Linked DNA regions of Homo sapiens: region 1 is linked to region 2. Evidence: chromatin contacts called from ENCODE Hi-C data. All regions are on one chromosome and are shown on one strand. Each heading gives the region's core, a stretch centred on a gene start or an enhancer-like site at or near the end of the contact. The rest is flanking DNA. Distances are from core to core; before and after follow the strand shown. Region 1 overlaps LAMA2 (laminin subunit alpha 2). Region 2 holds the start of LAMA2 (laminin subunit alpha 2).

Evidence for each region. A loop is a pair of places that touch in the nucleus more often than their neighbours do.
Region 1: a loop to region 2 is called in a map of Right ventricle myocardium inferior, with 2.3 times the contacts of the local background. The contact joins the enhancer-like site here to the promoter of LAMA2 in region 2. A Hi-C loop is called at or near these places in 1 of 168 maps with a recorded cell type or tissue (Right ventricle myocardium inferior).

The regions. Positions count from the first base shown.
Region 1 is chr6:129,336,735-129,342,531 of GRCh38, forward strand. LAMA2 (laminin subunit alpha 2) reads left to right here. Exons shown (of 65, transcript NM_000426.4): 30 at 5,609-5,733. Among named protein-coding and RNA genes, the nearest start is that of ARHGAP18, 370 kb to the right of the region's middle. Within about 2 kb of position 4,548, at least 2 of the 41 ENCODE cell types and tissues checked have a DNase peak (open chromatin) inside an H3K27ac peak, as active enhancers do.
Region 2 is chr6:128,879,885-128,885,693 of GRCh38, forward strand. It overlaps LAMA2 (laminin subunit alpha 2), which reads left to right and starts at 3,254. Exons shown (of 65, transcript NM_000426.4): 1 at 3,254-3,473. The coding sequence starts at 3,362.

The DNA.
Region 1 (5,797 bases), core at 3,298-5,797, 460 kb after region 2:
GTTAGCCAGCTGATAGGTTGATGGGCATATACGTTGCTAAAAAAATGTGACCCAGAGTACACTCTAGTGATATCTCCAATGATGAGGCGTAAGCTTTGTATTTGACCTTGTTGTGTTCAAAATATCTGTAAATGCTTTGGATGATATCTATCAAATATTCAGATAATATAAAGCTGAAAGTATTATCTAATGTGTTGGATGGTGGGAAAATATCCTGACAGATGATACTATGAATTACAGTTAACAAGATGAGATTAATAGAAAAGATTTGAACTCAGGTAAGCTCACTTGTTTGTTCATTCCTGTGGCATCTGTTAATTATGTTTCCAACATGCAGGTCTATGGCCTATGGTAGATAGTAAGAATATGAAGACTGCATGGGTCTTGCCCTCTAGGAGCTTATTCTCTAGTTTAGGGGAAAGAACAGAGGAAATGACACATATTAGCAATTCATGTGAAGTAAGAGTCCTTACTTGATTGCAGATTCACTAGGTGCCAACACAGGGCATTGCTATTTGTATAAGATCCAAATCAAGGGAGGAAGTACATTTAATATATTTGCAAGTCACAGCTAGAGACTTATAATCTACTATATTTTGAAAGAAACCCTGAGTAAGATTGCTAAATGTTTAGCTTGAAACAAAGATTTAGGAAGTAATAGTATTCTTAGATATTTGAGGACCTTCCCTAGGAAAAGGGAATTAGACTTAATTTTCATAGCTTCAGAAGGCAGAACTTGGATCACTCACTGAAAATTAGAATGCATCAAATTTTTATTCACCGTAAGGAAAAACTTCACAGCTTATGCAAGACGAAAAAAGCTGTCTTATAAGAATTCATGCATTTAATGATATCTCAAGGAAAGTATAGAAGGCATTCCTGTATGGCAAGAAGGTTAGATTAAGTAATTTCTCACCTTAGGCCTGAGATACTATAATATTAATGTTATAGTCATTTGATTTTGTAGAAGGAATATATACCAACAGTTTTCCAGTGTGCAAAAAAAAACTTAACAAATCTAATATATTCTGATGTATTATTGAAGAGATACTAGCACATACCACTCTTGAGAATATAATTAAACTTCTCATTAGGCATCCAAAATATAGGAATTTCCCCTAATGGCTAATTTTTATATAAGAAAAAATACTATGTACACTATTTCAAAGCAGACAGAAAAGTCATATGAAAAGGGTATGTCAAAAAAGTTTCAAAAAGAGGCTCCTGATTTATGTGTTGTGTGTTTGTGGACCTAACCAGGACATTTGATTCAATTAACCAAGTTTAGTATGTCAGCAACCCTCTGAAAGATTGAGAAGATTGACTGTCCAGAGAATATTACAATATTTGCTTTCTCTGTTGAAGAAATTATGTAGACTTACAGGTATAAGAGAAACAAAATCATATTTTTGAATCTCTTATTTTTAGTAATGATTATTGGCTTTAAGGATTTTAATTCAGTTACTAATGTTATATTTAGGTTACATAAAATAATTCATTATGCAATTATTTTACTGCAAAAGCAAAAGGCTGAAAATTATTGTTGAAGATCCCATGTATTTTTGGCACATTCATCTCTATAAAATAAGTTCTTAAAACACTCCCCAGTTAACACTTATTCATCAGCATGACACCTTGCTGAATGACTTGAAATTATAATTCATAGATAATTATTTTATCTTGGAGCCATTATCTCTCATAATGCTACTGTTAAATATGGAATGGCTCTTTTATTGCTTAAAAATGGTGGTTCCTTTGGATGGTTGAATAAAAGAGGATTATGGCACTTAAATCAATGGCAAAATATGACAAATCATTTTGCCCTGCTAACCACTTTTCTGCAATGACACTTGAAATTTGGGCTTTTTCATCTGAAAAAGCCTGACCAGTTTCATCTATACTTCCTGGAACATGCATTCATTCATTCAGTCATTCAAAATAGTCATCGAATGCCTCCCATGTTTGATGAACTAAAAGGAGCATTTAAGCCAGTTTTAGGTCATCGGGGAATGTTTCTCAGAGAAAGTGACATTTAAAATGAGAGCTGAAATGAATAAGTGCTAGCCTGATATACACTGTAGAGCTAAGGATTTGCAAATGAAAAGTCCCAGCAGTGATAAAGAGTATCCGCATAATTTGAGAATTTCAGATGGCCCCATGTGGCTACGGCATTATATGCAAAGAAAGCAGTGGCTACAGCTACATATGGAGGGGTAAGCACAGTGGTGGTGAAGGCGGGGGTGGGGGTGGCAGGTAATGAAGCTCTTCCTTGCCATGCTAATGATTTGTTATTCATCCTGACTGCATTTGGGAGCTAGTGTAGGCTTTCAAGCAAGAGAAGGTCATGGTTTGATATGTTCATAGGATGATCACTCTGCAGTGTGGAGAAATCACCAGATAAGAAAATATGGAGACAGGATCTTTAGCTAAAAGGCTATTCTAATAATCCAAATAAAATATGACAGTGGCCAGATGAAAATAGTAGCAACAAGAAAGTCAAGAAACAGAGAGTAATAGACTCATGGAACTGATGATCTAATGGATACCTCGGATAAGAGAGGCCTCTAGGTTGCTGACCTTGGCAATTGAGTGAATGACAGTGACCTCAGATGAAACGAGAAATACAGGAGTATTACAAGGTTTAGCAAGAGATGAACTTCATTGTTGTCATTTCAAATTTAAGACGCTTCTGTGTTATACAATATTTATTCAAGAAGCAATTAGAAGCAGAAGTCTGGAACCCATTAGAGATATCCAGGCTGAATACATAAAATACAGAGTTTTGGGCACACCATTAACTGAAGTCATAGTAATGGATGAAATCACCAAGGTAAATGTGGAGGAGAAAAAAGAGATGAGGACCAAAGTTAGAATTAAGGGCGTCAATTATATTGAACAGAAAGGGAAGGAAGAGTCGATAAAGGAGAATTCGAGTAGCCGCAGAAGTAGGAGAAACATCAACTGGCTTACTCTTAAAGAAGCCATGGGGGCTGGGCACGGCAGCTCCCGCCTGTAATCCCAACACTTTGGGAGGCCAGGGCAGGCAGATCACGGGGTCAAGAGATGGAGACGATCCTGGCCAGCATGGTGAAACCCCGTCTTTACTGAAAATACGAAAATTAACTGGGCATGGTTACGCATGCCTGTAATCTCAGCTACTCAGGAGGCTGAGGCAGGAGAATCGCTTGAACCTGGGAGGCAGAGGTTGCAGTGAGCTGAGATGGTGCCACTGCACTCCAGCCTGACTACAGAGCGAGACTGTCTCAAAAAAAAAAAAAAGAAAGAAAGAAAAAGAAAGAAAGAAACCATGGGAAGAGAGTATCCAGAAATATCTATCAATGGCTACAGAAAACCTACATATGAGGCCTGATGATTGTAAGTTTTGCTTTAGCAACAAAGATCTTATGGGTCATCCTGGTATTATGTTTAATGGTGAAACCAGAAGCCTGTTTAAAGGGAGAATGGGAGATGAAGAAGTAGAGACCAGGAATGTAAACAATGTCTTTTTAAAAGCTTATCGAAAATAGGATAGAAATTGTCAAGCAATTTGAGACCTCACAGATTTTTTTTTTAAGACAGGAAAGGCTTGACCAATTTCAAATATTAATGAGAATGAGCCTGCAAAGGAGGGAATAAAGATGGTGGAGAAAATGGGGAGGCAGGAGGAAAGGAAACCAATTTAGGAGTGGAGTAGCTTCAGACAAAGGACGGAAACAAATGTCAAAGGGATGGAAAATAATGTGGCAATATACTGAATTGTTTGCCAGGAAACCAAGGGAGCATCCAAATTAGAGCTTTCTTATCTCTTAAAGTAGGGTAAGGTGTAGAAGTAGAAGATTTGAGATTGGCTGGGCACGTTGGGAGGCTGAGGTGGGTGGATCACCTGAGGTCAGGAGTTCAAGACCAGCCTGGCCAACATGGTGAAACCCCATCTCTACTAAAAATACAAAAAATTAGCCTGGCGTGGTGGTATGTGCCTGTAGTACCAGCTACTCGGGAAGGTGAGGCAGGAGAATCCCTTTATTCAGGAGGCAGAGGTTGCAGTGAGCCAAGATGGTGCCACTGCACTCCAGCCTGGGCGACAGAGCTCTGTCTCAAAAAAAAAAAAAAAAAAAAAAGAGAAAAAGAAAAGAAAAGAAAAGAAAAGACTTGTACCTTGTCATATTGGAAAACCAGATTCATTTCACATTGTTATAAAATCTGTAAATGTCACAATATAATTTCAAATATAACACCAAAAATGTAAAAAATAAATGATCTAAAATTCACTGTGGCAATGTCATAGTTTCACTGCAAGAAATAGCATAAACTCTCAAAAAGAGTTAATAGAAGTTTTAAACAAACATTAATTCCATGGCAATATCTGTGGTGGAAATGACGTCAGCTATTGTTTGTTGTGAATTGCCACACATTCCCTACCAACAATTGTCTGGCCATTAGAAGACACATGAAACATAAATACATTCTTCTTGATTGACTAAATGAAGCAGAGCCCAGTCTATGGGATATCATCCAAGTTCAAGCTGGCGGCTTCGTGGCTCCAGCTGAGATTATCAGGAAGTCAATTCACTAACATGTCCATCTAGTTTGTAACTGACTTTTTTGTTTCTCAACTTTTCTTTCGATATTGTTTATAAGATGTAAGTCACTATTTTGACCACTCCAAATCCTGTCTTATAAAATCCAGCTAAAATTCAATTCCAAATTCCCTTCTTCCTTTTTCTCAACTCTCAAATGCAAGGATCGCATTCCCACAAGATAACATTCAATGTTGCATTCTTGCTGCCATGTTTATTTTTTGTCAGGTGGTTTTTTTAAATTATTATTTTCCCAAAGTCTAAGTAAATTTCTAGAAGGTAGGATGTTCTTTCATTGCCTGTTTCAGTGCATTCCATGTAGCTCTTCCTAACTCCTTATTGCATAATTGATTATTGTGTTAAATATAATTCTGCTTCATGAAAATTTTAATTTGAAGCTATTTGCACACTATTCTGAAGCTATTCTCATTTCTTTGTGGAAAGGTGTTAAAGGGTATCACCCCAATGTCTCTTATTATGCAAGCATAAGAAAGAAGATATCGATCTGAGATTGCTAGTTTTAGATTGACTCCTCTGTATTTATGAAGAACCACCTACATCTATGCTTTCCACCTTGAGGTGGTTTCAGAAAGCCCACTAGTGGGCATGTGCCAAGGCCACAGTATTTGTAGCACCTTTTTCTAACATCTCATAGAGCTAAAACCTGGGATATGAAGAAACATAAATGCCTAGAAGAAATAATAAATTTTAGAGACTCGAAGTCTATTCCCCAATTTAGAGTAGGAGAAAAATTTACATAGAGATTGATTCAGGGAAAAGAGAATAGCAACTCTTATTGTCAGTGTAGCTACGATAGCACAGTATTAGTTTCTCAAATCAAAGAGTTCCTTTAAAAATATTTATATCAAAGACTGAGTTCTCTGTCAGTGATAAAGTGTGTGTGTGAGTGTGTGTGTGTAAGAAAGTATATGTGTTCATAGACACACATTCATAGCTAGGGACTGTATGATAAATTACATTCTAACTATCACTAAATTAAAAACAAACTTCTTCTCCCTTTTCCTTTACAGAATTGTCAACATCACACTGCTGGTGACTTCTGTGAACGATGTGCTCTTGGATACTATGGAATTGTCAAGGGATTGCCAAATGACTGTCAGCAATGTGCCTGCCCTCTGATTTCTTCCAGTAACAAGTAAGATTGAGAAATATAACCATATTTCCCAATCAGAAACGCCATCTGTCTAGCACATGGGCTG
Region 2 (5,809 bases), core at 2,004-4,503:
CAAAAAATATTAAGCATAATGAATGATTTAATAAATTGTATTTAATCAGAATTAAACACTTCTGCTCTTTGAAAGCACTCCAAATGCAAAGTCAAGCCACAGATTGAGAACAATACATATTATAGTAAATGTACTTGACAAAGGTCTTTTCTCTAGAATATGTATTTAAATCTTATTAATAATCTGGCAAACAAAGCAAAATGAGCAAAGATTTCAAGAAGAATTTCACAAAATAAGATATACAAATGACGATTAAGCACATGAAAATATGTTCAGCATCATCAAAGAAGTGCAAATGACACCACCAATGAGGTATCACCACACAAGCACTAGAATGGCTAAAATGTAACAATATTAGATGTTAATAAAGCCATAGAGCATCTGGAACTCCTATATATTGCTGTGGGAGGAATGTAAAATTATAAAACAACATTGGAAAAGAGGTTCACAGTTTTGTATAGCGCTAATTACATACCTGATAATATAACTCCTAAGACTTGATAGGAATAGAGAAATATAAACATGTCCATGCGAACACTGTGTTTAAATAATCATAGCAATTTTATTCTTCATAGCCCCAAACTGGAACAACCCAAATGTACTTTAATAGTTGAATGTATTAAAAAATTGTGATATATCCATACGATATAGAATGATAGATACTATTAGAATGATAGAATATTATTCAGAGATGAAAAGGAATGTATTACTGATATAAGCAACATGACTATACCTCCAAAACATGTTGCAAAGTGAAAGAAGCCAGACACAAAAGATTACTATTTTATTATTGTATTTACATGAAATATGAGAATAGTTATAATCTATAGTGACAAAATTAGATCAGCAGTTGCCTTTTTCTGGGAATGGAGGTTGGGGGATTTATTGCAAAAGGTCAGAAAGAAAACTTTTTGAGATTATAGAAATAGACTATGTATTGGGTACTTTGTCAGATGAGTATTTACATCTAAAAAATGTTTCAAATGAGCATATTTATTGTGTGTAAATTGTACCTTATTTAGGTTTATTTGGAAAAAATATAGCTCTAAATATACTGGTTCATTTTAATTTGGGTTAAATATTTAAGAATTTTTTCCATGTGCTGAATCAAACAAGTAGAGTTGACAGTGGAGATCATAGTCTTATTCTCAAGGCATTTTCATGTAAAATAGGAACTCAGGTAACTGCAGTAACTGCAGAAAAGCAGGTACAAATATTGATTATAAAATCCTGGGAAAATGTAAAGAGGAAGGGGATAGAGGGAACATGGTATATTTTCATTCCACAATTAGAGTTAGCAGCTGCATCATTCTGATTTTCCTTTTTATAAATATTTTTTATTATTTATTAGATTAACTAATTTGAGTTGAGGCCACAACATGGTTGAGTAAAAATAATCATTTTCCTTTTTATAAATATTCAATAAAACTTTTCCTTTTTATAAATATTTTTTATTATTTATTAGATTAACTAATTTGAGTTGAGGCCACAACGTGGTTGAGTAAAAATAATCATTCTGAGAATAGCAATAGGTTTAGAAGGTTAATTTAGGGTGCCTCTCTGCTATTAGATGTACCTGAAAAACACTTCTAGGCAAAATTAGACCAAATTAAAAACACTGGGGCTTCAATTATAATAAACTCTCAAATATAAGTTTTATTATTGTTTATTATAATAATAAATAATGTATAAGTGTGCAGACATGGGCAGACTACATTTTGCAAATTTCCACAGTAAGGTAAAAGGATTACAAAGCTTTCTGGTATAATATTAACAGAACTAAAAGACATGAATAATATTAAAGAATGGGCTTTGGCTAGTGATTTTCAATCAATTCTCTTCAAAGCAATACTCTCTTAATTTTACTGAAAGAAAATTCAACTTTAATATAATATTTAGATAAATCAATACATCTTAACTATAAAAAAGAAAACTATCTATATAAGACAATATGTATTTCAACATATAAATGCTTGGGTAAAACTTCCTTAGGAGGCAAAATAAAATAAAAGTTTGCACCTATTCTTAGATGACCCCAGTGTAATCGATGGGATGTTGATATTGTGCTGGTGACTCAAGTACCATGGGCAAGGTTGTTATCAGTGATGTGCTTCTCTGAAAGTACATCTTTACACCCATTGACAAATGGGTGTAAAATCCAAAAACACAAAGTAAATTATCTTCTCAATGTATATAGTAGATGCATCCTAGAAAAAAACAAACAAACAAACAAAAAACACACACAAAAATTTGATGTGGAAACAAACTTAAATTAGGTTTCAAATATAAGGCAAGGTTTTGTTGTTTTGTTTGTTTGTTTACTCACTACATAAATGACCAGTGGCCCATTCAGAAGTCTAAGGACAAAATATGTTGTAGGACTGTCCTGACCACTGAGGGACAGCTCACACCCTGACCCAACAGTACACTAATGCCTGCAGTACCCACCGTTCCCGGAGTAAACCAAAAGACATCCTGCGACTCACAAAATCCATTATGGAGTTGTTTTAAACCTTATGAGAACCACTGACCTAGGCCATAAAAAACAAATGAAAAAACAACAAAAACTAGGAATGGCAGTAGTTCTGTTGAGTTAAAGAGGAGAAAGAGGAGAAACCAGGACTGGAAGAGATGAAATTGTGAGTCTGGAAGGAAACTATTGCAAAGGCCTTTATTACCTTTAAGTAAATGTCTCCTAACTGAACTGAAAGCCTTCATTCTAACCATTAGTTTGGTCAGGAACATTTCAGGGACGCCAGGGTGGCTGTTTTATTTTGCACTTCCTTTACTGCCCTCCCAGCAGCCTACCTAGCAGTAAGTTCCCCAGCCTGCAGTGTCCCCAGAGGGCACCTTCCCTCGGCTAGTAACTTCTCAGACACTCTGGCCTTGGGGATGTCTTGGATCTTCTAGGTACACAGTGGCTGCACACAGTTTTGCCAGGCCTTTCTCAAGAGGTAAAAGTTCCTAGCTGTTTGCATTTCCCAGAAATAATGTTTTCCATGTGTAGGGATTTTACAGATTTCAAAGTGCTTTCATGTCAATTACTTTCTTTAATTTAAAAGAAGTTCAGATACCAGGTCAAGCTAGGAATGATCCGGTCTCAGAGGGAAGGAGCGCTCTAGGAAAGGAGGATCCTTTAATAGAGGGCCGTCCTGGGGCCGCGTGCCCATGGAAGGCGAGAGTGGAGGAGTGTCCTCTTTCTCCCCCACCCTCAGGCGGCGGCCCGGCCAAAGCCAGAGGGGGCTGTCTCCTCCTCTTCCCCAGCAGCTGCTGCTCGCTCAGCTCACAAGCCAAGGCCAGGGGACAGGGCGGCAGCGACTCCTCTGGCTCCCGAGAAGTGGATCCGGTCGCGGCCACTACGATGCCGGGAGCCGCCGGGGTCCTCCTCCTTCTGCTGCTCTCCGGAGGCCTCGGGGGCGTACAGGCGCAGCGGCCGCAGCAGCAGCGGCAGTCACAGGCACATCAGCAAAGAGGTACAGTCGAGGCATGGGCTTGGGTTGCATCCTTTGCCGGGACCGAGATTCCTCACTTCTTCCACTCTTCCGAGAGTTGCTGTCTGTGGACTGCCGTCTTGCTTCGCCTTCAGAGAGTGCGCTCTGGGGCAAGAGGAACTTGAAGCAAGTTCAAGTTCAATGCCATGAGAGCGTAGTGTAGGGGGAATTACCTAAGTCCTGCAAAAGGAACGGGGAGTGCTTTTCATTGTTCTTTAGTTTCGAAGAGGTCTTGCTATCACGATACATCCCGTAAATTGATTTCTGAAATCTTTCCAAGAGGAAAACTTTTTCCAATTGGAAAAAAAAGAATTTCTTCAAATCAGAGCCCATCCTGCAGAGAAAGGCTTCCCAAGCTGTGTGGTTCATCCTGGGACTTTATGGAGGGTAGCTGATGCATCAAAAAAAAATTATATATATATATATACACACACACACACACACACACACACACACACACATATATATATATATAAAGTTTTACAGAACTTTGTTTTCAACTTTTAAAACAGGATTTCTAAAGAAGTTATGTGGTTTTTTTTCTTTCATGGCAATGGCGCCTCCAGCCTCACCTTTTTCAAACCCACATCTTATCTTCATATCCTATTTTATTGTAGTGAAATCGTGAAATTTCTCCTTTTGCTTAAATACAGAGGAGACTTCTATGTCATGTGTACTTTAAGGCCACAGTGACTAGATATACACTTTGGAGGACTTTGGAAGATGGCTGTATTTAATGTAACTTAAATAACTTATTCTCCTCAGAGCCTCTTAGTGTTTATGTATATATAGCTCTCATTTCTGAAACTTTGGGGAGTCTTTGAAGAGTTATTTTATTATCATGAATTTTACAGGAAGCACATGTGCAGCATTGTAAGACATACTTTGTAACACATTATTTCAGCAAACAATTCTTTAAGTTGGAAAACCTGTATCAAAGTAAAAAAAAAAGAAATATTTATTATTCGGTTTTAAATATGAAAATGTTTAACCTAAGAGTACAAAATCTGTAGGTTAGAAGCTTTTAAAAGTTTTAATGAGGCTGAATCTGCTTAAGTTTTGAAGTATACTTATCCTTCTTCCAGTTAACTTCTAGCCAAGTCAATAGTTCTGATATTTGTTCTTATAATCTAGCATTTTTAGCAGTACTATTTTTTAAGGAGTAAAGAGATATCCCAAGCTCTTTCTATAATAATAACTCCCTGATTAAAATTCTTGGAATAAAAATGACCTTGCATTCACTATATAACTTTTTTCCTTCTATTTTTGCTTTTGCTTCTCTGAGAGGTAAAATGGGGCCAATATGACTTAATTAATATAATTTACGAGAGTGATTTTAAGAGTATCTCTGGCCACTTATTTTTAAAAATTCTACTTTTAACTATTAAACTTTGCTCAATTACAAGGTGTGTTTAAACAAGACATAATACTTTAATAATGTTAGGCAGCTGGGAGAAATGAGGGGCCAGGGGCACCAATCCTTATGTCCACTTGGAATGGGGCAGAAACTCAAAGCATGCAGAGTAAGGATCAAGTAAATTGTTGCTAAGAATTATCCTGAACACACACAGGATTTCTCTTTTTTCCTCTCCCTTCTTATTTACTCTCTTTTCAAATAAGGTAATATTAACTCTGATTTCTATGACCCAGGCACAAGATGAAGTGAATTCAGGAGGAAGGGTTTATACTACCATTCTGTCAAGATACCACTTAAATGCTACATACAATAAGGAATTTTATTCAAAATAGCTACAACATACAATCTACTATAGGCTGCTATAATCTGCATTCTAGTATATATTATTGTCTTTGTCATAGACCATTTACAATATATCTGGAGGTTGGCTCAAGGATAAATGACTTAAACCTGTTAATGTTGAAAGTATGTAAAATTCATGAAACTTTAAAATTGGATAGTGATTTATGATTTAAAAATGCCTTATGTACACGATCTTTATTCACCTTCAGATATTATTATTCTCAAAGGACAAATTTAGAACTTAGGCTTCCAGTAGTTGTAATTTAAGTTTACATAATAATAACTTTATTTCAACAACTAAAACACTTCCGGTATTGTTTGTGCTGAATTCCCTTTTTTATGGTTCCAAGGTTTCTTTCCATTAATTGTTTAGGCCATGTTTTCTTTTTAGTGTTGTTCCATTGAAGCAAGCCCTCTGTGAAAATCACGGGATATGAGTTTGACTGGAGAAGGGTTTTCCTGGCTATGATCAACTTTTCTGTTTTCGATTATACTAGCACTGACCTTTCTAGGCAAGCGCTAATTGTGTAGAAGTTCTATTTCCCCTTATAATTCGATA